2 separate regions of the Homo sapiens genome follow, and region 2 is linked to region 1. The links are chromatin loops, found by intact Hi-C in ENCODE. Cell type or tissue: B cell. All regions are shown on one strand.

The links. A loop is a pair of places that touch in the nucleus more often than their neighbours do. Peaks named below come from ENCODE experiments on the same cell type or tissue, not always from the same donor. Only the 100,000 strongest peaks of a DNase experiment are listed, where the experiment ranks them.
Region 2: it touches region 1 in a loop (5-fold over the local background); 1 of 110 quality-filtered maps calls a loop at or near these places.

Annotation. Positions count from the first base shown.
Region 1 is chr16:53,215,906-53,223,905 of GRCh38, forward strand. It overlaps CHD9 (chromodomain helicase DNA binding protein 9), which reads left to right. Exons shown (of 39, transcript NM_001308319.2): 4 at 6,739-6,850. Among named protein-coding and RNA genes, the nearest start is that of CHD9, 160 kb to the left of the region's middle. In B cell, a CTCF peak has its summit at 4,816; DNase peaks (open chromatin) are centred at 1,156, 4,113 and 4,876; H3K27ac peaks cover 4,072 bases.
Region 2 is chr16:52,973,883-52,981,882 of GRCh38, forward strand. No RefSeq gene overlaps it. Among named protein-coding and RNA genes, the nearest start is that of CHD9NB, 75 kb to the right of the region's middle. In B cell, no CTCF peak of the experiment used is centred here; a DNase peak (open chromatin) is centred at 3,119.

The sequences.
Region 1 (8,000 bases):
TTACATTTCAAATTCATACTTTAGTTTGAAATTGCCCTTTGCTGTCAGAAACATCCTATGTTTTGATATTTAGGTTTTTTCCTTGCCTGAGTATCTGTTGCTACATTTTGCTAACATTGATAACAGATCCTTTTAATGTTTTCAAGACCAAAATTTGCATAAAGCTTTTTATTATTAATATATTCTGTATCACTTTGTTGCTTTCTTTGGGGATATTTCTCCTTAGACTAGCAAACTATCAGTTTATTTGAAGCATGTATTTATAATGAAATTTTATTTTAGAATTAATATAGTAAACTCTTTGTAATCCATGATGGAAGAATGGAGTGTTCTATAGCAATTGGGTGTTTTGCTTAACTGATTTTATTTTTTCTGCTACTGAAACATCTGATTTCCTTCAGATAACATTTATGGCTATCTGTTGTCATTGTATACATAATAGAGATTTCTGATTTTATGAAAGTCAGGTAAATTTTAATCTTTAAAATTTACTAAAAGATAATATAGTTTCATATTTCTCTTTTGTCATTATGTTAATTGATATTAGATATCTGTTAACTGGTTGGAGTATATGTGTCATTTTATTTTAAAATCAATAAGGTATGTTGGAACTCATAATCTGAGAATAAAGGGATCATCTTTTGGAACTGAACACTGCCTGTCTGTATGGTGGGACCAATACCTACCTGCCTTGCCTGTCTCAGAGTTTTTCTCAGAATCAACTGAGGTACTGTAGGCAAAAGCACTTTAAAATTTTAAGTGTTCTATAAATATAAAATAGTTGTATTATTCTGAATATTTGTTTCTAGAGTTTTCTATACTAATTTTTACTCTCCGAGCCAGTGGTTCCCAAACCTGGTAGAGCACCAGAACTCTTAGGGAATATTTTAAAAGTCATATTAGAGTCGTTTTTAGATCAGAATCCTGGGTTTGGGACCCACAAAACTGGATGGGTTATTTTTTTCTTACTTTTATTTTGAAGTAATGTCAGAAGTACAAAAATAGGTCAGAGTTCCCTTAAGCTCTTCACTCACCTTCCTCAAATGTTAACATCTTATGAACCATAGCATGATTATCAAAACCAGGAAATAAACATTTTAATAATCCTGTTAACCAATCTGCAGACCTCATGCAAGTTTTGTCGGTTCCCCTTTTTTTGTTGGCCAGGATCCAATTCAGGATCCTACATTTCATTTTGTTGTCATATCTCCTTAGTCTCCTTCAATTTAGGATAGCTCCTCAGACTTTTTTCTTTTATGATGTTTTCATTTTTGTAACATACTGGCCAGTTATTCTGTAGAATGTACATCAATTTGAGTTTGTTGGGCATTTTCTCATAAAGAATCTGTATTTTATTTTATTTTTGAGACAGAGTCTTGCTTTGTCGCCCAGGCTGGAGTACAGTGGTGCAGATCTTGGCTTACAGCAACCTCTGCCTCCCAGGTTCAAACGATTCTCCTGCCTCAGCCTCCCAAGTAGCTGGGATCACAGACATGTGCCATCACGCCTAGCTGATTTTTGTATTTTTAATAGAGATGGGGTTTCGCCATGTTGGCCAGGCTGATCTTGAACTCCTGACCTCAGGTGATCCTTTCTCCTCGGCTTCCAAAAGTGCTGGGATCACAGGCGTGAGCCACCACACCTGTCTAGAATCTGTATTTTAAATAGCTTTCATGAAGCTTTCCCCAAACACTTAGGCACTGCTGATCTGACACCAACCTAATTAATTGTGCCTCTGTAATATTACCTAGATACCATTTTAGAATCTATAATAAATTGGTAAGGTTTACAGTTTTCAAGGTTCATTGTAAATAACCCTATTTCTAAAATCTCTCTCTCTAGATAGATAGATCATTTTATTTAAAAAAAAATTATAATATTTTAGAAATAGGGTTTTACTTTGTTTCCCAGGCTGGCCTCGAACTCCTAGGCTCAAGTCTTCTCCCACTTCAGTCTACCAAGTAGCTAGAACTACGGGTGCATACCACTGCGCCTGGCTTATACTCTTTTCTTTCTTTCTTTCTTTCTTTCTTTCTTTCTTTCTTTCTTTCTTTTTTTTTTTAATTCAGAATTACTGGGGTTTTTTAAAATCTAATTTTAAAATGCCACCCAAATTAACCCAGAATTGTATCAGTCAAAAATGATTTCAGAATTGACTTTTTTCCTATCATGGAAACGTACCCTTTTTAAATAGAAAAGGCACGTGTAACATTTTGGATTTAGAAGGTTTAGTAGGGAAATACTATATATCTGAAATATCTCTTACAAAGTTAGAATCTGAAAACGATTTTTGCATGGGTTGTTAAAAATGACTAATGAGTTCATGAAATAAGATGCTATTCCAGACATGTAGAACAATGTTGGAAGAATAATACAGAATATGTGGAAAATAAAGTGAAAGTTGTTTTTTTGTTTTTAAGTAAAATTTTCAAATAATTAGTATAACAAAAGGCTTATCTGAGGTGTGATGGGAAACATTTTTATCTAACCTAACCCCACCACTCAAAAGGGCAAGTGTTTAAGATTTATTTGGTAGTTAGTATTTATTTATTAGTATTTTCTAGAGATTTAGGTAATATTTATCTATAAAAATGTTTAAGCAGCTTAGTCCTTTGTCCTTAGAGAATCTTCATTTAATCATTAACCCTTATGCTATTGTAAAGGAATAGCGGAACCAGTTCATAGTCATTTGTAAATTTTAAAAAAATTTAAATATCTCCGCCTCTCATTTCATTGAAGTTTTTATTCATTGGGATTTGAATGAATAAGATATTGCATCAGAATGTGCATTCACGTAATTCATTTAGCTTATCAAACATTGAAAAAATACCTTTTTAAGCAATATATGAAGGGTATTAATAGGCCATGATTTCCATTTCATGGGAGATTGTTATTTAAACAACTACACTCTCCGTGTGTTGTTCTCATCTACAAACTATTTGAAAATACACATTTAAGTTGGAGATTGATAGCAAGTAGGAGGAAGTATCAAATATGTATTTTTACTACCCAGTTTTATTTAGTATTGTCCCTTACTTTGCCATTAAAAATCATCTGCACCAGTGCCTTAGGATGTAGCAAATATTCACAAGCAAAGTAACGGATACCCTTAGGAGGCGGTTCGTACTGGGAGAGGCATGAGAGGGGACTTCTGGGAAACTAATGCCTTGTTTCTTGATCTGGAAGCTGGCTACACAGATATTTTCTGTTTGAGAAAATTGAGCAGTACTCTTACGTTTGCACTTTTCTGACTTTGCATTACACTTTAATATTAGTAAACTTGCACTGATAGGGTTACGGAAAATGAGAGATTGGATTGGGTGCATATTGAGGTTGTGATACCTATGAGATACCCATATGTATATGTGTAATAAGCAATTAGTTATATGAACATGAAGCGTGGGGAAAAAATCTGAAATAGAGATAAGAGATTTGAGGATCTTTAACTTCTAGGTAGTAGTTAAGAAAAGATTAAATTAAATCTCTCAGGGAGAGACAGGAAGGCGGCTGAAGACAGAACTTTGAGAGAAACCAAAGTTTAACAGGCTAGCAGAGAAGAATTGTCAATGACTGAATCCTACGGAAAACTAACATTCAAGGCGTAGATGCAGGAAGAAGAGCCAAAATTTAGTAAAAGCAAGTTTAGTGAGAACCAGAAGACTCTTGTGTCAGGGAGCCAAGAAAGGGGCCAAAAGGAAACAGTTACACGTTAGGACTTAGTTACACATTATGATTTTTTAAAGCTCTGTTGGATTTGCCATTTTAAAAGTCTTTTGAGTCCTTAAGCATTAGAAGTTTAGGCTTTGGAGTGAGGCATACTTAGTTTCTGTCTCTGTTCTTACTATTTCTGTGACTTTGAGCAAGTTATTTAACTTCTCTAGGCCTCAATTTCTTCTTATAAAATAATAGTACTTCCCTTTTAAAATTGTATGAACATCAAGTGAGAGAATGCATGTAAAGTCAGCACAGAGGCTGACTCATAGTAAACATTGAATAAATGGAAGCTATGAATATTAAAAGTAGTTTTGAGAGTTGAGATTATAGTTGGTTGAGGAATGAAACGGAAATGACTCTTGAGAACTTTGGATACAAAGGAGGAAGAACAAGGTCATATGGGGTCTAACAGTAAATATAGCCTCAAGGGAGATTTTTATTTTAGGAAAGAAACTAGAGGAGGAAAAGGGACTAGAACAGAGAGGAAATAAGCAGTGAAAGTGGTGAGAGGGAATGAAGTGTAACTATGGTTGGTTCCTTAATGTTGCTTCAGAATATCTTTGTGTTTCTTCTGATTTCCTGCTTCCAACATAAGCTGTATTTCTTACTGTTATTTACTTTCTTCACATATTCAGAACAGTGGCGGGTGAGACACCAAGTAAGAATTACCATTATTCTGTTGAATGTGGTAATCATACCAATACAAGAATAATATAGGGAAAAAGCATTCTATAACTTTTTCTCACCTGAAGTCTAGTCATCCAGTCAATAACCAAGTCCTGTTGGTTCTACTTCCACAATAAAAAATTATATCTTTCTTTACCTCTTCATCCACATTCCCACAGCCCTAGATTACCATCTTTTTCTCTCCCCTGAATTGTCATTTGCCTTATCATCGGTTTCCCTTCCTTGCATTTCACTTCCTTGTCATCACATTGCCCCCTTGCTTACAATTCTTATATCTTCCAACTGCTTTATTTTTTTTATTTATTCAAAATAACTCACTGCCTATTCATTAAACATTTGCTGCCAGTGATGAACAAGACAGATTCCTTTTAAATTCTTGCTCTCAAGAGCTTAAAAGCTGCCCTTAAAATGTGAACTCTTTGTGTGTCATACAAGGCCTTCTGTGATCTTCACCCATTCTGGTTGTCCAGCTGTCTGCTGCCTCCTTCTGGGGTACTCTGTGTATTCCTGTCATGCTATTACCACTGCATGTTCTCCTCACTCTTCTGTGGTATCCCCCTACCTGGAATGTACTCTGCCGCTTCTTTCACTACCTGTTAAACTTCTTTTCATCATATCAAATGTTGTCTTTTCTGTAAAGCCCCCTTTACTCTTCAGTAAGCGTGAGCACTTCTTCCTTTGTGTTCACATTGCATCCTGTGCTAACCCCCACTTTGGCATTTTAGCTGTGATCATAGTCTAACTATGATACTTTAAGGTTAGGAACTGTGTCACTATATTTTCAAATCCTAGAGCCTAGGAAAGTGCTTGGCATAGAATAATTAGAAGTTGTTAGCATTAGTTGAGAAATCACTATGCATCAAGACTGTGCTAAGAGCCAATATACATTATCCCACTTAATTCTCAGCAACAGCAGATGTAGTTATTATGATATCCCTATTTTCCAGGCAAGGAAACTAAGGCCAAAAGAGATCAAGTAATTTGCCCAATGTCTCACAGATAGGTACATGGTGGAGTCAGGGTTTAAATCTTTGACCCTGTGTTTTCAAAGTGCATGCTCTTAACCTCCAAATTCTCCTACATTAATAAATAGTTGTTGAAAGAATTCTGATATCTTTCTGATAAATCATACCTGAAAGTATTGGGGAGATTTTCCATTTTTATAATACAGATATTTAAAATAGTACGTTGCTGATTAATAATTACCGTGGTTTAAAATCATGCCCCTGCATCTGTTGAAGCAGATAAGGAAATGTGAGAGTTATGTTTTTATACCTCTCATCAAGACAAAAAAACCCACTTTCATTTTAGATAGCTCCATCTGGTGTGTATATATGTAAATATCAATATATATATAAACATACATATATGACGATATACTGACACATACATGCTTTAGGAATATAAAAAATAATAGTTCTTATGCTTAGGAACATACAGTACAGATAAGATAAGCCTTAACATAAGTGAAAGAATTAAAGAACAACAAATTGTTAAAGTGCCTTAAGTAATTGTCTTTCTACTGTAGAGCAGAAGGAAGTAGAGGCTTTTAACGAATAGGGGGATTCAAGGAATCAAGTGGAATATGAATTTAATAAGAGAAAAAAATCTGTCATTGGAAATCTGCAAGATAATAAAGTAAACACAGTTGTATCACCTCACATTTTTCCTATGAAAAGTAATCTTAAGCCTAAAAAACAAATAAGACTTGATTGCCTTTTTTTTTTTACCTGCTAAATTTATTTATTTATTTGTTTGTTTGCTTGCTTGTTTGCTTATTTATTCATTGAGATGGAGTTTCGCTCTTGTTGCCAGGCTGGAGTGCAATGGTGCGGTCTTGGCTCACTGCAACCTCCGCCTCCCGGGCTCAAGCGATTCTCCTGCCTCAGCCTCCCAAGTAGCTGGGATTACAGATGCCTGCCACCACGCCTGACTAATTTTTGTATTTTTAGTAGAGATGGGTTTCACCATGTTAGCCAGGCTGGTCTCGAACTCCTAACCTTTTTCCACCTGCCTCAGCCTCCCAAAGCACTGGGATTACAGGCATGAGCCACTGCGCCTGGCCTACTTGACTGCCTTTCTGTGTTTAGAAGTACATTAATTGTACTTCTGAGTACATTAATTATACTTCCAAACATAGAATTGGATGGTGTTTGTTCCATTAGAATAGAGTTTATGTTTTGAAAATGTCAACGTGGATTTCAGGATGATTATCATCCTTGGTTGGACATGCAAGTGATATAAAGTGGAAGAAAGTTTATCATGACAATCTTAATTTAATCAAATTTAGGAAAATTCAAAGAATTCATACTTTTTATTCTTTTCCTCTTGAAACAGCAAACTCATTATTACATTGGGTAAGAAACAAAAAAGAAAGAATGAGTCTTCAGATGAAATATCTGATGCAGAACAGATGCCACAGCATACATTAAAAGATCAAGACTCTCAAGTGAGTATTACAATTTTTTCTAGAAATGAAACACTGTTAGAATGATTTAGTTAGCATAATATTGCCTTATAGATATTTACACTTTAGTTAGAAGTAAAAATACATTTTGTAGTATGGTAGAAGTTGAAGGTAGCATTATTACAATATGTCCTGGTAATATTACCATAGAATATTAGATGTGGGAGGAAACTAACATATCCTCTCCAGACCCCTCATTTTTCAGATAATGAAACTGAAGCCCAGAGAGGTTAACAATACAAAGTCCTTGATGGCTTTTAGCATGGAGGAGTATTTAGTGATACTATCCTGTGCTTATAGAGTTCTTTTGAATGAACGTGATGGACATAGTAATTTTTTAAATCACATACAAATGACAGAGCAAATGGATTGAATCATTCCTAGAAATAATTCCTTTGGTCTGTTTTTGTGAAGAAAAGATAACTGACTATATTAAAAATCCCGTAACATAGACAGAAGAAATACTATGCATTTTGCCTTTTTTTTTTTTTTTTGAATAGGTGGATATTCAAAATAACCCTCTGAAGTTAAAATTATATATAGTGAAGGTCATAATAATCCAGGCCACCCTCTGCTCTCTAATAACTAAAGTATGACTGTAGGCCGTAGGGGTGGTGGCAGTTGTGAATTATGGGGCCAGAAAGCCCCTGAATGGCCTTTCTTCTTCCTTATGCAGCTTCTTATCCAATGGGAGAGTAGTGGCTCAAGGCTCCTGGGCTGCTGCAAGAGTTGAGGTAAGGGCAGTGACTGAAGCTCCTAATATTACATGGCCTGGCTTTTTCATCATATGTTATCCTTAACTTAGGCAAACTTATATTTAACTTATTCCATATGATTAAATTTAGTTTAATTTTTGCTGGAATAATGCTGGCCATTTTTCCATTATGTAATTTTCAAACAATGACATGGTAGGCTAGGTCAACATGAACATTTCTTCCATGTTTTTCACTGTAGTATTAGGTTGTTTTGACAGGTGTGTTGCTTTAACACACACACAAAAAATGGTGAAGGTAAAAATATTTTCTAATAGTTATAAATCTACATTATTGATATATTTGATTGTGTCATTAAATAAATGATGGAAAGATCCATGTAGCTTTTAACCACGTTGGAAACTAATTAAGGTTTGGAA
Region 2 (8,000 bases), 240 kb before region 1:
CTTTAAGAATGTTGAATGTTGGCACCCACCCTCTTCTGGCTTGTAGGGTTTCTTCAGAGAGATCTGCTGTTAGTCTGATGGGCTTCCCTTTGCGGGTAACCTGACCTTTCTCTCTGGCTGCCCTTAATATTTTTTCCTTCATTTCAACCTTGGTGAATCGGATGATTATGTGTCTTGGGGTTGCTCTCTTTGTGGTGTTCTCTGTATTTCCTGAATTTGAATGTTGGCTTGTCTTGCTAGGTTGGGAAAGTTCTCTTGATAACATCCTGAAGTGTGTTTCCCAACTTGTTTCCTTTCTCCCCGTCGTTTTCAGGTACACCAATCAGACATAGATTTGGTCTCTTCACACAGACCCATATTTTTTAAGGCTTTGTTCATTTCTTTTCATTCTTTTTTCTCTAGTCTTGTCTTCACACTTTATTTCATTAAGTTGATCTTCAATCTCTGATATCCTTTCTTCTGCTTGATTGATTCAGCTCTTGATACTTGTGTGTGCTTCACGAAGTTCTTTTGCTGTGTTTTTCAGCTCCATCAGGTCATTTATGTTCTTCTCTAAACTAGTTATTCTAGTTAGCAATTCATCTAACCTTTATTCAAGGTTCTTAGCTTCCTTGTATTGGGTTAGAATATGCTCCTTTAGCTCAGGAAGAGCTTGTTATTACCCACCTTCAGAAGCCTACTTCTGTCAATTCATCAAACTCATTCTCCATCCAGTTTTGTTCCCTTCCTGGTGAGGAGTTGTGATCTTTTGGAGGAGAAGCAGCATTCTGGTTTTTGGAATTTTCAGCCTCTTTGTGTTGGTTTTTCTTCATCTTCGTGGATTTGTCTACCTTTGGTCTTTGATGTTGGTGACCTTTGGATGGGGTTTTTGAGTGGTTGGTTTTTTTTATGATGTTGATGCTATTGCTTCCTGTTCATTAGTTTTCTTTCTAACAGGCCCCTCTTCTGCAGATCTGCTGGAGTTTGCTGGAGGTCCACTCCGGACCCTGTTTGCCTGCGTATTACCAGCGGAGGCTGCAGAACAGCAAAGATTACTGCCTTCTCCTTCCTCTGTAAGCTTCGTCCCAGAGGGGCACCTGCCAGATGCCAGCCTGAGCTCTCCTGTATGAGGTGTCTGTCGACCTCTGCTGGGAGGTGTCTCCTGTCAGGAGGCACAGAGGTCAGGGACCCACTTGAGGAGGCAGTGTGTCCCTTAACAGAGCTGGAGCTCTGTGCTGGGAGGTCTGCTGCTCTCTTCAGAGCCAGCAAGGAGGAACATTTAAGTCTGCTGAAGCTGCGCCCACAGTCGCCCCTTCCCACAGGTGTTCTGTCCCAGGGAGATGGGAGTTTTATCTATAAGCCTCTGACTGGGGCTGCTGCCTTTTTTTTCAGAGATGCCCTGCCTAGAGAAGAGGAATCTAGGGAGGCAGTCTGGCTACAGCAGCTTTGAGTCACTGTGGTGGGTTCCAACCAGTCCGAACTTCCCAGGGGCTTTGTTTACACTGTGAGGGGAAAACCACCTACTCAAGCCTCAGTAATGGCGGGCACCCCTTCCCACACCAAGCTCAAGCCTCCTAGGTCGACTTCAAACTGATGTGCTGGCAGCAAGAATTTCAAGCCAGGGGATCTTAGCTTGCTGGGCCATGTGGAGGTGGGATCTGCTGAGCAAGAGCACTCAGCTCCCTGGCTTCTGCCCCATTTCCAGGGGAGTGAACGGTTCTCTCTCACTGGCATTCCAGGCGCCACTGGAATATGAAAAGAAACTCCTGCAGCTAGCTCGGTGTCTGCCCAAATGGCCACCCAGCTTTGTGTTTGAAACCCAGGGCCCTGGTTGTGTAGACACCCAAGAGAATCTCCTCCTAGTCTCTGGGTTGTGAAGACTGTGGGAAAAGCATAGCATCTGGGCTGGAATGCACGGTTCCTCAAGGCATAGTCCCTCACGGCTTCCATTGGTTAGGGGAGGGAGTTCCCTGACCCCTTGCGCTTCCCGGGTGAAGTGACACCCCACCCTGCTTCGACTCGCCCTCTGTGGGCTGCACCCCCTGTCTAACCAGTCCCAATGAGATGAGCCAGGTACCTCCGTTGGAAATGCAGAAATCACCCGCCTTCTGCGTTGATCTCTTAGGGAGCCACAGACCCGAGCTGTTCCTATTCAGCCATCTTGCCCGGGAATCAACAGCAAGATCTTTAACAAAAGCACTAAAATGCAGAAGAAAAAAGGGGGGCACTAAATAGACATGAAAAGAACCTGTGTTTACAGTATGAGAGCTAAAACAAGAAGATAGAATGTTGTCTTGTTCAACTTTACCTGGGAACATGCATGTACATTGAGCAACTCAGCTTTTTCACTTCTCTGCAAATGTCCATGAGTGACCACAAAATTGCCAGAGGTATTCATTTAAGGGCTACTGATAAATTTTAGCGAGTAGGAGAATTCTTGAATGCAGAACCCATAAATAATGAAAATTGACTGTATAATAATGTATTTAATCTTTACACCAACCCTATAACTTAAGTATTACTATTATCCTCATTTCATAGATAAGTAAACTGAGGCACAGAGAGACTAAGCAATGTGCTCTGTGTGCAGTTTTAATTCAAATTCACTGACCTGGTTTTGTTTCTTTTTAAAACTAGATAAGTCACTGCTTGGTATTTAGTGTAGGGGCTTTTTTGTTTGTTTGCTTAAGAGATCAATTCAAAAAAAAAATAGCATGGCCCTAAGTTTTGGTTGGGAAGAAGGATCTGGGGACCTCAAATTTTTCAGGCCTTTTAATCAGGGCAGGTTGGAGAACAAACAAGCAGAAGATATAACAGACACTATCAGTGCTAACCCAAGTCCATCCCTATATGCTCCCTCCTGGCTGTAAGAGGGCAAAGCCTCTGTGTGACTCTGTGCTGAGGTTAATGCCTCCTCCTCCATGCCAGGGGATGAATCTCAATTAATATAGGCAGATCTGAACACTTCCATTTCCCTAACCAAACTAGTTTAGGCAAGAGCATGTGTTGCAATTCTAGCCAATGATAAGCAAAGGAAAATACACTGCAGGACTTCAGGGAAAGGGTTTCCCTTCTAGAAGAGATACCTGAGAAGAAGCAGTTTCTTCTCCTGCCTCTGGATGTCACTGTATGAGAACATGATGCTGGGAACCACTGTAGCCATCTCATGACCATGAGGAGACAAGCTAGAATGGCAGAGCTGAAAGATGTATCCTAGAATATGTCAATGGAGTATAGAATTAAACAATCCTAAAGACAGTCTGCCTCCAGCCCTTTGGCCATCTGATATAATGAACTCCTACCTGTTTAAGCTGCTTTTAGTTGGATTTTGATTCATAGAAACTTTAGGTGTCCTAATGGATGCATAAATTTTGCTTGGAGCCAGGCGTGGTAGCTCACATCTATTAATCCCAGCACTTTGGGAGGCCGAGGCGGGAGGATCACCTGAGGTTAGGAGTTCAAGACCAGCCTGGCCAACATGGTGAAACCCCGTCTCTATAAAAATACAAAAAAAGTTAGCCAGGCATGGTGGCAGGTGCCTGTAATCCCAGCTACTCTGGAGGCTGAGGCAGGAGAATCACTGGAACCTGGGAGGCAGAGGTTGCAGTGAGCCAAGATCATGCCATTGCACTCCAGCCTGGGCGACAAGAGAGAGACTTGCTTGGAAAAAAAAAATTGCTTGGAAATTCATTAGAATGGAGAACTGGATGTCATTAAGTCACAGAAATTGTATAGACAGAAACACAAAGAGATTGAACCCTATTTAAGAAGAGCAATGTACTGATTGCTAAGAGCTGCTGAGAGGACATAAATGGCCAAGGAAACTTTCCCTACTCAGAAACAGTTTATAATCTAGTTTGCTGAGAAAACCAAACACAGCCATTTCAAGAATTTATGTACAGAGAAATAGTAACTTCCGTTTAATTCCACCAGTGTTAATTCATGCAATACATGTGGTAGGGGGTGTGTTGATGAATTAAACATACTCTCTATCCTCAACAATCTTTTGGAGAAAATTAGACTGACAGGTAATTATAATTCAAGAAAAATTGTGGAAAGATGTTCTGGGAGAAAGATAAGTGAGAGAGTAATTTCTTTTGACAGAACCAGGAAAGCCTCATGTCTCTCCACTTAAAATTCTTCAGTGGTTTCCAATTGCTCTTCATTCATTCAGCTAATATTTCTTCAGCAATTACTCTAGGGAAGCCCTGGTCTAGGTGCTGGGGACACACCAATGTGCAAACAAAGTCCCTGTTCTCATGAGCTTACATTTTAACAGGAGGGAGATATACACTTAACAAATGAGTCAATATCTATTATGTCAAGGTGGTAAGTGTTACTGAGAAAAAGTAGGGTACAAAGAGTGGGGTGCTAGGTTTTAGGGTGCTATTTTGTTTAATTTTTATTTTTAGTTCCGGGGTCCATGTGCAGGATGTGCAGATTTGCTACATAGGTAAACGTGTGCCTTCGTAACTATTTTTCCTACTGCTCTCTCTCCCCCCGCCCCACCCACAACAGGCCCCAGTGTGTGTTGTTCCCCTCCATAAGTCCATGTGTTCTCATTATTCAGCTCCTACTTATAAGTGAGAACATGCAGTGTTTGTTTTCTGGTCCTGTGTTAGTTTGCTGAGGATAATGGCTTACAGCTTCATCCATGACCCTGCAAAGAACATGATCTCATTCATTTTTATGGCTACATAGTATTCCATGGTGTATATGTACCGCGTTTTCTTTATCCAGTCTATTGTTGGTGGGCATTTGAGTTGATTCTATGTCTTTGCTATTGTGAATAGTGCTGCAGTGAACATACGTATGCATGTGTCTTTGTAATAGAATGATTTATATTCCCTTGGATATATACCCAGTAATGAGATTGCTAGATCAAATGGTATTTCTGGTTCTAGATCTTTGAGGAATCACCACACTGTCTTCCATAATGGTTGAACTAATTTGTATGCCCACCAACAGCATAAAAGCATTCCTGTTTCTCCACAACCTCACCAGCATCTGTTTAATAACTGTCATTCTGACTGGCATGAGATGGTATCTCATTGTGGTTTTGATTTGCATTTCTCTAATGATCGGTGATGTTGAGATTTTTTTCATATGTTTGTTGGCTTCGTGGATGTCTTCTTTTGAGAAGTGTCTGTTCATTGCCTTTGCTCACTTTTTAATGGGGTGGTTTGTTGTTGCTTTTTTCTAGTAAATTTGTTTGAGTTCCTTGTAGATTCTGGATATTAGACCTTTGCCAGATGGATAGATTAAAAAAATTTTCTCCCACTCTCTAGGTTGCCTGTTCACTCTGATGATAGTTTATTTTTCTGTGCAGAAGCTCCTGAGTTTAGTTAGATCCCATTTGTCAATTTTTGCTTTTGTTGCAATTGCTTTTGGCAATTTTAAACATGATGGTGAGAAGCTGCCATTTGAGCAGACAGCTGAAGGAACTCAAAAGTGAGCCATGTGTGGATATCTGGGGAAAGTGTTCCAGGCAGGAGGAACAGTAAGTGCTAAGGCCCTGAGGCAGACAATTCCTGGCATACTACAGGAACAGAAGCAGGTCTGTTCATGGAACAGCATGAAGGATGGGAAACTGTGGGGGATGAGATCAGAAAAGCAGTCACGGGCAGAGCCAAATTTACCATGAGGTTAATGAAGCTGTGACAATGTGCTCTGAAAGTCATAATCTGCTATAATCTGCAAAAGTAAGATATTTATTTTCAGCCTCACAAAGTGGCTCACACCAGTAATCCCAACACTTTGGGAGGCTGAGGCAGGAGAATTGCTCAAGGTCTGGAGTTCAAGACTAGCCTGGGCAACATAGTGAGACCCCCATCTCTACCAAAAATGTAAAAATTAGCTGGGTGTAGTGGTGCACACCTGTAGTCCCAGCTACTCAGGAGGCTGAGATGGGAGCATCCCTTGAGCCTAGGAGGTTGAGACTGCAGTGAGCCATGTTCATGCCACTGCACTCCAGCCTGAGCCACAGAGCAAGACCTTGTCTCAAAAAAAAAAAAAGATATTTTAGCCACAATCAGTTAAAAAATGCTATTTCTTTCCACTCTGCCTTCCCCATCATATTTCCCTCCATGCTGTGTCTTTAGAGAAGCTGCACGTATTTGGGAAACCAGGCTAAGAGGAAATTCTATTGGTGATATATCTGGTCTGGGTTCAGGGGTATATGATATATTTATGTGGATCATGGTCACTTCCATGACTAGCTGTCTTTCTATAGGAGTAGCTCCCAGGATAACTTCTGTAGCTCAGCACCCAGAAGAGTGACCCAAAGATGCAGGGCCAGATGTCCAGTGGGGATAAAAATTCATTCTACAGAGCCCTGGGCTGGAATTCTGTGAGGAGTAGAGAGTGGAGAAGCAACGTGGTATTAAATCCACAGAACCGGAAGTCATCTTTAGAAAATTTTCCCAACATCTGATGTGCAAACTCGTAAGTAGAAGTTTCACTTCTCATTGAAACTTAATCAAAATGGAAGTTCTCTCCCATTGGGAATATGCCCAAGACTGCTGAGACTACAATGATAAATGCACCTCTGTTGATGGAATCTCAAGAAATAGAGTTTATCAGGCAAAGGCACAAACCAGAGACAGTGCTACAAACAGCAAGTCTATCTGTATGCAAAGCCACCTACCATCAATAATAAAAAACAAATTTCAAACAATCATCCTAGAGGAAAAACTGAATTATCTTGCTATTCTCTCTATTGAACATGATGTTATAATATCATTGTCCTATGGAGAGGCAATCAGACAAAGAATGTATGCAGACAAAGAATGTAGGGGGAATGTAACAGAGGGGGTTCTCAGGCAGTTCATTAATAAAAAACGTTGCATTCTTTTTCTGGATTTTGTGAGGTTTCTGGTATTTGTCAGCTTTTCAGCTTTGTAATGTGTGGCAAGTTCTTTCCTCATGTAAAAATACATTCACTTTCAAGTATTATTTTGTACTTTTAATTTTGTACAAAATTCAAAGATAAATTCAAAACTCAAGCTTTATTTATTTATCTATTTATTTATTTTTTTGAGATGGAGTCTCACTGTGTCGCCCAGGCTGGATTGCAGTGGTGCGATCTCGGTTCATTGCAACCTCTGCCTCCTGGGTTCAAGTGATTGTCCAGCCCTGGCCTCCAGAGTAGCTGGGATTATAGGAGTGTGCCACCATGCCCAGCTAATTTTTGTATTTTTTAGTAGAGATGGGGTTTCGCCATTTTGGCCATGCTGGTCTTGAACTCCTGACCTCAGGTGATCCACCCACCTCGGCCTCCCAGAGTGCCGGGATTACAGGCATGAGCCACTGCACCTTATTTATCTTAAAGAAGGCCCCCAAATTGTTTCAGCTTCAGGTCTCAGAAAGCCTGGGTCTTCCCTGAGTCAGAACCATTTTGAAGGCTTATGAAGCATGATGCCAGAAGCCCTGGGACAGTTCAGTGGTGATTCCTAGATCTGGGGATTTCATAGACCAGTAACATTTCCAAAAAATAAAACAATTTTTGTTTTTGTTTTTGTTTGAGACGGAGTTTCACTCTGTTGCCCAGGCTAGAGTGCGGTGGCATGATCTCAGCTCACTGCAACCTCTGCCTCCCAGGTTCAAGTGATTCCCCTGCTTCAGCCTCCAGAGTAGGTGGGATTACAGGCACGCACCACCACACTAATTTTTGTATTTTTAGTAGAGACAGGGTTTCACCATGTTGGCCACGCTGGTCTCGAATTCCTGACCTCAGGTAATCCGCATGCCTCAGCCTCCCAAAGTGCTGAGATTACAGGTGTGAGCCACTATGCCCAGCCTCCAAAAAAATTTGTTTTGAAGGGACCAATATTTGATTGCTAAATGTAAAAGTAAAAAGCCACATAAATGAACACTTAAACCAACCATGTCTATAGTGTTGATGGTTTTTTTTTTAAATAGTTCTTACATAGAAATATACTGAAATATTTACGGATAAAATTATACAATGTCGGAGCTAAGTACAGTGTCTCATGCCTGTAATACCAGCACTTTGGGAAGCC